Regions from separate parts of the Homo sapiens genome. Here region 1 is linked to region 2. A link is an interaction called in ENCODE POLR2A ChIA-PET data of the cell type or tissue named here. Cell type or tissue: OCI-LY7. All regions are shown on one strand. Links, peaks and the distances in the headings refer to the core of each region. The heading gives the core; the rest is flanking DNA.

Region 1 (5,222 bases), core at 1-5,000, 110 kb after region 2:
TGTGGAGTTTTTCTGAAAGTCTGTGTGTATTTGTGTGTACATGGCTAGAAAAAGTAACCAATTCATTAACTATTTAACTGTTTATGCAGCTATTTTGGCACTGTGTGATACAACATTGAGTAATTTTACAGTTTTGACAACTGTCTGCTTTATCTTAGTGGCCAATACGTTGTTTTTCTGTCCACAAATACACTGAATGTATCTGTCTCAAATACACTGAATTAATAAAAACAGAAAAAAAGGAGAGTGAGGGGAAGCTGTAACTATGTTATGCCCAATTCTTTTTTAAATTAAATCACAAATATTCTTCAACTTCATTCCCTACTTCAAATGTTTCAACTCAGCTCAACTCCCTACTGCACACACTTCAATCCCCGAACACCACAACAAGGCAATACTCACAAATATTCAGGGACTAGAGGGACGGAATGAGATATTTGTTTGTATAAGTACAGCAATCCTCTCCTATGCTTCCTAGGTTCAGGACACACTTTTTCCCTTGTAATCCACTTCAAAGAGATTGTGCTATTTCGTTTTCTGGCCCTTGAGTCCATAACTTTAACTTTCAACTGCATTTGGTTTAGCAACATATTATGCCAAACAAGCAGAATGAATGTTTAATGGGATTTATAATGAAAGAATTTCTTTGGCAATTGCAAGATGGCTGAATGATTGAATAGGAAGTAAAGAATAAAGACTAAAGGTATTTGAAAGTCCCTGTCTCTTACCTCTCTCCCTGACTGAATATTCAGCTAGCCAATTATCTAAAAGACAACTGGTATTTCATTTGGAAATGTTGGCCAATATTCTGAATATTTTACTTTATTCAATATGTAGCTACTTGGAAGTCATCCAAACAATTAATAAACACTTAAAAATTTTACTGTGGATGTTTGTCTTTATCTAAAAAATCGAGAAAATAAAATCAATTGATAGTAACTGCTAAACTCATGGCACTGTTGTAAAACAATCACCACTTTTAAAAAGTGATTCTAAATACATTTAATGAGTGTGAACTTGTAGCACTTTTGTATACTCAATGAATTTAATTTCATGATCTGTGTTACATTTGTTTTTATCTTTCCTTCAAAACTTTAATTATTTTTCAGAACAAAATTTGTGATAATTTTAAATTAAAACCCATAGACAACAAGGATCAAAATTTGGAAAAATAAGTATGTATGGAGAGAGCCTAGCATGAAATTTCATTATTAATTAGGCACTAAGTTAACTCTAAGCTTACCAGGAACCAAGTAAAAATGGAAATATGAAGGTTTATAAAGCTTTCTTTATTTGTTTAAAAAAGAAAACAAAACATAATTTTGTTTAGGAGATGACTATTTCCTTGTACTAAATTTCTAAGGTTAATTTATTACATCAATTCTTGTATCTGAGACTTGTGCAAAGTAAGAGATGATCTATGTTTTGTAAAGAATGTAGAAAAATGCGTTGTATGATAGTTTTACATTTAACGGTAAATAAAAAGCAATATACTATAATATTTTATCATAACTCAGTGAAGTAATCTCTCTAAGTAGCTATGCTAATTGAGGCTGTCAGTGTGTTTTTCTTCGTACTTAATACAGCAAAGTCCAAGGTCTGCCACCTTGAAGGTTACAGCCTTTGTTAAACTAGATTTTTTTGTGCAGAATGTCAGCTGGGGTGTAATAACTTTTACTAACTTGAGAATGAGAGAAGATGGGAGGAGTGGAGCTCAAATTTAACACAAATGCCAAAGTATAATTCATCTATGTTTTCTTCCTCTAGTACTTTGGAAGTGTTGCTGAAATCATCAGGAATCATCAACATAGTCCTTTGGTTCTTATTGACAGTCAGAATAACACAAAAGATTCCACCAGACTGAAGTATGCAGTTAAAGTTTCATAAAGGGGGAAAAAAAAGATCAATACCATTGCTTCAGACACTTTCCCAAAGTTTCTCCTTTTGAGAAAAAGTCCCAAAACTTCATATTTTGGATTATGAATCATCCAGTAATAAAATGGAAGATGGAGTCAGCTATTGAAGTGGTCATCCATTTCTTTTTAAGAAGCTCATGTGGACTTGTTCTATTGCCTGACCTGATGAACTGTTAATATCTGGTGAGGTTGAGTTATCATGCTACTAATATTTTCCAAATAAATATTTTTATTTTTAAAAATAAGTGTAAAGTATATTATCAAAATAAGAAAATAATGCTCTTGCATAAAACAAAGTGGCTGGAAATTTAAACCTCCACAATGATCATTGGTACACTAATGTAGCTGGGCTCTCCACTGCCAATGCTTGACAATTAAGTCTTGGTTAAAATTTTAATTTGTAGAAAATAAGGTATTAAAGGTAATGTATGATATCTGTAAGTATAGGCAAGAAGGATGTAATGGTTCCTTTTTGTGAGCACTCTCAACCATGGGATATATATATATATGGATATGAACTTTCTATAAGTTCTTGTCTAGGATTATGCTGTTAGTTTTGCTTACTAAAGATAATTATACCCTCTTTGATCTACATGTCTATCAAATAGAACCTAAACTTGATATGAGGTTTGTATTAGTCCATTATCACGCTGCTAATAAAGACATACTCAAGACTGGGTGATTTACATAAAAAAAAAAAAAAAAAAAGAGGTTTAATGGACTCACAGTTCCACATGGTTGGGGAGGCCTCACAATCATGGCAGAAGGCAAAGAAGAAGCAAAGGCATGTTTTACATGGTGGCAGGCAAGAGAGCATGTGCAGGGGAACTGCCCTTTATAAAACCATCAGATCTCATGAGACTTACTCACTATCACAACAACATGGGAAAACCTGCCCGCGTGATTCAGTTACCTCCCACCAGGTCCCTCCCATGGCACGTGGGGATTATGGGAGCTACAATTCAAGATGAGATTTGGGTGAGGACACAGCCAAACCATATCAAGTTTCAAAGTGGAATGACAGCAAAGCTAGACTAAAAGCCAGTTCCTAGAGAAATATCCCACAAAACAAGAGCAGAAAAGCAGACATTGGTGAACACCAAGGAATAAAAGAGATACCATCGTGGAGAATCAGGTCCAAGGTCTTAGATCATCCCAGAAATGTATCATACTTTGTCATATATTTCTACTGTGTACTTCAGACAGCAGTGAAGTGATAAAGCAGCTAATTAAGTCTAATAATTAAATGGGGAACACACTTGGCCACTGCATAAGATAGCAATCTATGAAAGTATGTTGAAAGGCCAGAAGGTAATAATTTCAGGGTAACTCATGACTCACTTCTAAAGATAATTGTATATTTAAATGTCATAAACTTTCATAATTGCCACCTATGTTACAGATTGAACTGTGGTCCCCTCAAAAAGATATGTTGAAGTCCTAATCCATAAGGCCACATATCTCAGAATGTGACCTTATTTGGGAATGAGGTCTTTACAGATATAGTCAAGGTAAGATGAGGTCAGTAGGGTGGGCCTTAATACAATGGCTGGTGTCCTTATAAAATTAGGAAATTTGGATGCAGGCACAGAGAGAAGACTATATGAAGAGACACACAGGAACAATACTACTGGCGTGATTCCATCCTGTATGGCTGTTCTCTTGAGCAGTGGTCGTTTATCTCCGTCTGCTTTCTCTCCCACCTAAGTGTGTGCCGCCACCTGATGGAAGATTCGATGGACATGGACGTGAGCCCCCTGAGGCCCAGAACTATCTTTTCAGTTGTGAACTAAAGGCCGACAAAGATGATCACTTTAAGGTGGATAATGATGAAAATGAGCACCAGTTATCCTTAAGAACGGTCAGTTTAGGGGCTGGTGCAAAGGATGAACTGCACATTGTTGAAGCAGAGGCAATGAATTATGAAGGCAGTCCAATTAAATAACACTGGCACCTTTGAAAATGTCTGTACAGCCAACAGTTTCCCTTGGGGTCTTTGAAATAACACCACCAGTGCTTTTATGGTTGAAGTGTGGTTCAGGGCCAGTGCATATTAGTGGACAGCATTTAGTAGCTGTGGAGGAAGATGCAGAGTCAGAAGATGAAGAGGAGGAGGATGTGAAACTCTTAAGGATATCTGGAAAGTGATCTGTCCCTGGAGGTGGTAGCAAGATTCCAGAGAATAAAAGTAAAACTTGCTGCTGATGAAGATGATGATGATGATGATGATGATGATGATGATGATTTTGATGATGAGGAAACTGAAGAAAAAGCACCATTGAAGAAATCTACATACTCCAGCCAAAAATGCACAAAAGTCAAATCAGAATAGAAAACACTCAAACCCATCATCAACACCAAGATTAAAAGGACAAGAATCCTTCAAAAAACAGGAAAAAACTCGTAAAACACCAAAAGGGCCTAGTTCTGTAGAAGACATTAAATCAAAAATGCAAGCAAGTATAGAAAAAGGTGGTTCTCTTCCCAAAGTGGAAGCCAAGTTCATCAATTATGTGAAGAATTGCTTCCGGACAACTGACCAGGAGACTATTCAAGATCCTGGCAGTGGAGGAAGTCTCTTTAGAAAATAGTTTAAACAATTTGTTAACATTTTTCCATCTTATTTCATTTCTCTAACAGTCAATATCTGGCTGTCCTTTCTATAATGCAGAGTGAGAACTTTCCCTACTGTGTTTAATAAATGTTGTCCAGGTTCCATTGCCAAGAATGTGTTGTCCAAAATGCCTGTTTCATTATTAAAGATGGAACTTCACCCTTTGCTTGGTTTTAAATATGTATGGAATGTTATGATAGGACATAGTAGTAGCAGTGGTCAGAACATGGAAATGGTGGGGAGACAAAAATATACATGTGAACTAAAACTTGGCATTTTAATAAAGTAGCATGGTTTCTATTGAAAAAAAAGATTACGACATGAAGATGAGGGACTGGAGTGATGCATCTGTAGGCCTGGGAGCACCAAAGATTGCCTGCAAACCATCAGAAGCTAGGAAGAGGCAAGAACAGACTTCCCTCCGGGTTTTAGAGGGAGCATGGCCCTGGTGGCACCTTGATTTTGGACTTTGAGTGTCCAGTACTTGAAGACAATAAATTTCTGGCTTTTTAAGCCACCCAGTTTATTATGGCGGCCATAGAAACCTAATAAAATTTATATGCATTTTTTACATTCAGGTATATAGGGGTTTGGGAAATTTTGTATGGAAAGGTTTTTTTTCTCCTTTTAGGAAAACCATTGAATCATTTTGAATGTACTAGAAAGGATGACTCACAATTTAAACTGGGAAA
Region 2 (5,505 bases), core at 266-5,265:
TCTTCCTCAGCATCAATGATTTGGGTCAAGACACAGAGAGTAAGCTTAACTAATTGTCAGGCCTCTGAGCCCAGGCCAGGCCATCATATCCCCTGTGACCTGCACGTATACATCCAGATGGCCTGAAGCAACTGAAGATACACAAAAGAAGTGAAAATAGCCTTAACTGATGACATTCCACCATTGTGATTTGTTTCTGCCTCACCCTAACGAATGTATTTTGTAATCTCCCCCACCCTTAAGAAGGTTCTTTGTAATTCTCCCCACCTTTAAGAATGTACTTTGTTGAGATCCGCCCCCTGCCCACAAAACATTGCTCCTAACTCCACCGCCTATCCCAAAACCTGTAAGAACTAATGATAATCCCACCACCCTTTGCTGACTCTCTTTTCAGACTCAGCTCGCTTGCACCCAGGTGAAATAAACAGCCTTGTTGCTCACACAATGCCTGTTTGGTGGTCTCTTCACATGGACTCGAGTGACACTAATGTGTTTATGGAGGAGGGTTGATAACAGAATGAAATTTTAAAATAGCTCCACGTATTGGAACTCAGGATGAAATAAGAAAGTGACAAGCAGTAGGTTCTGATCCTTCTCCAGCTTGACCCGGGTGGCAAATTGCTCTAAAATTTAGGAAGTTAGCCATGGAATAAAATTCAGTATTCTTTTCATAAATATGCAAAAATGCCTCAAGGGTTTTAATACTTTCCCTTATCTACGTTTTAAGACCAGCTTCCTATGGCACATTGAATGGCACGTATTTTGCAATATAGCATAAATGTTAGCAAAGCTCCACCCAATTATGTTGCATGCATGTTGCAGAATGAAATAGCTCCAGACAGTGCAACACTTTGAGGTACACCATTTCTAATTTGTGTGTTCAGGCCCAAGTAAAGCAGGAATCAGGTTTCTTCTCTAATTTAATCCTTCTGACAGCCAAAGAATGTGTTAGGAACAATGAAAACTGTTGCCTATCAGCTGAAAAAACAGCTTTCTTTGTTATTTTTATTTTTAAAGTACATGCTTATTGTAGCCTGGGCACGGTGGCTCACACCTGTAATCCTTTGGGAGGTGAAGGCAGGAGCTAGGAGTCCAAAACCAGCCTGGGCAACATGGCGGAACCCCATCTCTACAAAAATTAGCCGGGCATGGCCCGCATCTGTAGTCCCAGCTACTTGGGAGGCTGAGGTGAGAGGATCCGTTGAGTCTGGGAGACGGAGGTTGCAGTGAGCCGAGATGGCACCACTGCACTCCAGCCTGCGTGACAGAACAAGACCCTGCCTCAAAAAAAAAAAATATATATATATATATATATGCACACACACACACATATATATGCTTATATATATATATATATATATATATATACACACACACACACACATACATATATATATGCTTATTGTAAAAAATATATTGGAGGCCAGGCACGGTGCTCACGCTTGTAATCCCAGCATTTTGGGAGGCCAAGGCGGGCGGATCACGAGGTCAAGAGATCGAGACCATCCTGGCCAACATCGTGAAACCCCAACTCTATTAAAAATAAAAAAGATTATCTGGGCGTGCTGACGCGTGCCTGTAGTCCCAGCTGTTCAGGAGGCTTAGGCAGGAGTATCGCTTGAACCTGGGAGGTGGAGGTTGCAGTGAGCCGAGATCGTGCCACTGCACTCCAGCCTGGGACAGAGCGAGACTCCGTCTCAAAAAAAAAAAAAAAAAAAAAAAAAAAAAAACTGGAAAACCCAGAAAATAAAAACAGCCATAATCTCTCCCTACCAACCCCCACTCCCAAAAAACCAGTTATAACATGTTGACGGGTTTCTTTCCTGTCTTTGTTCTATTTGTTGATATCATTTGACCTTGTTCATATTGTGGAGGGAGAGCCCATTCCTTAGGGTTTTGCTGTAAAGGTCAATGGATCCAGCAATTCACAAGAAAATAATTACACTTTACATTTGTCTAACTGTTTTAATTTATCAAAGCACATTGACATGCATTATCTCATTTGGTGATCACATCAGATAGGCCATTTATCAGGATATTAAAATCAGTCGGGAGAGAGGGGACCTTGTCCCATACCCCATGGCTGGGGAGGCTCAGAGCCAGGATTTGAGGTTTCTAAATTTCGTATCTAGAGATTTGTCCCCTACAATAATTTTTATTTCTCTATCCAATTAAAGTCTATATATCTATGCACAGAAATTCCGTTTGAGACCTAGGACTTCTACTTCCTGTGGTTTATTTTTGCGCCATAGAGCACATTTGTATTTAATGTGTCTTCTGAGCTACCAGCCTGGGAACTTTGCCATCATCACATGCACAGCGGCAGTTTGCTCACCATGCACCAGTGAGCTTCCTCCGCCGCCTGAGCAGCTGGGCTTGGTCCCTGGCAGCAGGCATCTGGGGCATGTAGCTGCCTCTTCAGCTGTCCTGCCAACAGAAGAAACTTACCTCCCATCATCTCCCTGAGTGCCTGCCTCAGCCGCCTTGTATGTATTCATTGCTGTGTCTATAATAAATCAGCGGGTCCTTGCTGGAAGCTTGGACGTTTCAATGGAGAGCTTTCCAGTAAGTGGTGCTTCTGGTTCTTTCCTTCCTGCCTAACCCTTGTCAAATTTCTTTACCATGAAAAGCAGTTCCATATTTGCTAAGGCTTTTAATTTCTTTTCCAAAAAATCTATTTTTGGCCAGACGTGGTGGCTCATGCCTGTAATCCCAGCACTTTGGGAGGCCAAGGCAGGCGGATTACAAAGTCAGGAGATAGAGACCATCCTGGTCAACATAGTGAAACCCCGTCTCTACTAAAAACACAAAAATTAGCTGATTGTGGTGGCGCGTGTCCGTAGTCCCAGCTACTTGGGAGGCTGAGGCAGGAGAATCACTTGCACCTGGGAGGCGGAGGTTGCAGTGAGCCGAGATTGTGCCACTGCACTCCAACCCGGGCAACAGAGCAAGACTCTGTCTCAAAAAAAAAAAAAAAAAAATCTATTTTTTTGGCTTCTTTACCTATATAATCTTCCTGTCTTCTCCAACTCTAGCCTTCTATGTAAGTCTGTAATATCAGGCAGGCTTAACAGTTAGATGAAATCTAGGATTTTCTTGGAAAGGATGTTAGAAAATGAGATTCAGAGTGGCTGTAGGAGGTTACAGAGAGGCAGCAAGAGAGAAAAGGAGACCTTGCAAAGAGAAATCAGGTGGAAGAAGGGCCATAGGAAATTCAGGAATTTCTGAATGGGGCATTTTAGCAAAAAATGAATGAAAAGTCAATGTCATATGAATCAGGGTGTTGCGAACATTAACATATCTGAAAATTGACTTTTGAAATATGTCTCCTCAACACTTGGAAGCTGACATTTCTTCTGCATGACATGCTTGTCAGTTTTATTTTCAAATATCAAAGACTATTTATACAATCAAAATGTCCTTTCACATAAAATTTTTATAGTTTTGCCTGAAAATTTGTGGTCAATTTATTTCTTGCACAGTCAAAGCGGTCAACTGCATAAATCATTACTCCTTCATTGCAAGCCCCTTAACAGTTTAATCCAGAACCATCACTTATGTCAAGGTTCTAATACCATTTGTTTCTGGATTTTGCTTGTTTTCTCTTCATCTATTTGAGATCAGTGAAGAGCTTACACAGAAGTTAGAAAAACAACAAGAATAATTGCTGTTCAAGGTGAGTGGATTAGTGAGTGAACCAATCTAGGTGGTCCAAATGCTTCTATCGCCTCCTTGCCTGGGCTCTGATTACATCTCACTCAGTGTGATGTCTGTCATCCCTGGACAGAGCTGTCTTAACAGTGAATACATCTTTACCTAGCATCTCTCTTTCTAAGAACCCCACTAGGACCACTCTTTGGAAAAATGTGGTCAAGGCCACATCTGGGTGCCTGTGGTAAGCTGGCTAGTCATCCTCGCCCACCACAGATGCTAGCTGCCTTAGCACGCCCAGATGTATAGGTAAGAACCAAGCAACCAAATCATCTTTCTGCATCAAAGTAGCCAAAACTTTTTTGTTGAACCCAGTGATACTTTGTTCAAATTGGTCAAGAATAGAATTGAGTGGTTCAGCATTAAATTTTCCAATTAGTGTTCTGCTTATCATCCCTAAATAACACATCTCATAGGAGTGAAAAGCAAAAAACAAAAAATTTATCTCATCTTTTGGTGTCAACTAGTTTCAATATAATTGTATTCAGTCCCCACTTATCTCGTTTTCCTTAACTAGTTGTTCTTTGATTTCAAATCTGCTGTTCTCCCAGTGGGAAGATCACCTCTTCCACATGTGGAAGAAAACACAGGTTCCTTGGGTTCCCAAGAAGCTGTTCACAAAGCCTCTGCTTATTTACAAAGCAAGATCGATGCTGTCCTACCTGAGCTCATTTTCAACCCTGAACCCTTTCCTGCGGGCCAGCTCCATGAGGAACGCTCTGCGGGTGGTTCCCATTTTCTTCTCCAAAATGAAGACGACCAAATCTTGAAATTTGATGTCTTGAGGAGAGGAGGCCATCAAGGCACCCGTCTGCCGGGGTCTCTTCTTCCGAGGGCTCAAGTGGGACGCTCGTGGTGGATCCATGGGAAGAGGCTGCTGCTGCCTCTGGCTGGCCCATCTGGTGGTGTCTCCAGAAGGGAGGGAGACTGCCACCCTCCTACACGAAGGGTTTTGATGTCATCTCACCAGCAGACTCTGAAGCCAGGCCAGGGCTTCACAGGTGCTGCCCTGGCAACAGCTTCCTGCCAAAGTGTGATGGGGAATTTTTATCTCTGTTCAGTTCATTTGTCCAATATGGAGATCATAATGAAGACAGTCAATTAACTTTTGTTTTCATACGCACAATCTCATTAGCTCCTCAGAGTAACCTCGTGAGGAAGGTAGGGAAGCATCATTGTTTGCATGTTATTTATTTCTAAATGTACTGAGGCCCTTCTGTGGTCTTTATTTATTGATCCCCTTTAAACCTCCCAACTCACTTGCATTCTCCTCCTTTTGTAGACAATCATTACACTGTACTGGATGTCTGTTATTTGCATGGGTGTTATATTCTGCTTGTGGTTGTTTTGACTTTACATAAATGGCATTGTTACATTTCTCATTTTGCCAATCACCTTTTTATTTCACTTGGAACTATGTTTTCCAGATCCGTATTCTAATTGCTCTGTTGCTTCTAACTGCTCCATAGTATTTCATGGTGGGTATTACCACCTGTTCACTTACATAGGTACATTTTATAAGCAAGAGAACCAAGGCTCAGTTATTCAAGATCACAGAATAAGGGGCCAAGCCATATCTTGAATTCAGTTCTTTGGATTCCAAATGCTGTATGCATATATTAGTTTTTTAAGTGGATTAAGGTTGTCCAGAGAGTAGTCTGTTATAAACCCTAAAATAGGTCTTCTTCAGTGGGATGGTATGACTTTTAGATGATAACCACTGCCATAAGGAGACATTTTCATAACTTTATGTGCAAAATTAAATTTGTCTTTCACCAATACACTCTATAGATC

What was found. Peaks named below come from ENCODE experiments on the same cell type or tissue, not always from the same donor. Only the 100,000 strongest peaks of a DNase experiment are listed, where the experiment ranks them.
Region 1: POLR2A ChIA-PET joins it to region 2 with 6 read pairs; 2 of 35 experiments call an interaction of 5 or more read pairs at or near these places.

The regions. Positions count from the first base shown.
Region 1 is chr10:96,188,638-96,193,859 of GRCh38, reverse strand. BLNK (B cell linker) reads left to right here. Exons shown (of 17, transcript NM_013314.4): 17 at 1,768-4,689. The coding sequence ends at 1,887. It also overlaps a transcript of ZNF518A not described here and the pseudogene NPM1P25. Among named protein-coding and RNA genes, the nearest start is that of ZNF518A, 61 kb to the right of the region's middle. In OCI-LY7, for the core only: no CTCF peak of the experiment used is centred there; no DNase peak of the experiment used is centred there.
Region 2 is chr10:96,303,569-96,309,073 of GRCh38, reverse strand. DNTT (DNA nucleotidylexotransferase) reads right to left here and starts at 4,640. Exons shown (of 11, transcript NM_004088.4): 1 at 4,374-4,640. The coding sequence starts at 4,576. RefSeq lists an enhancer at 1-358. In OCI-LY7, for the core only: no CTCF peak of the experiment used is centred there; DNase peaks (open chromatin) are centred at 2,363 and 3,903; H3K4me3 peaks cover 878 bases; H3K27ac peaks cover 974 bases.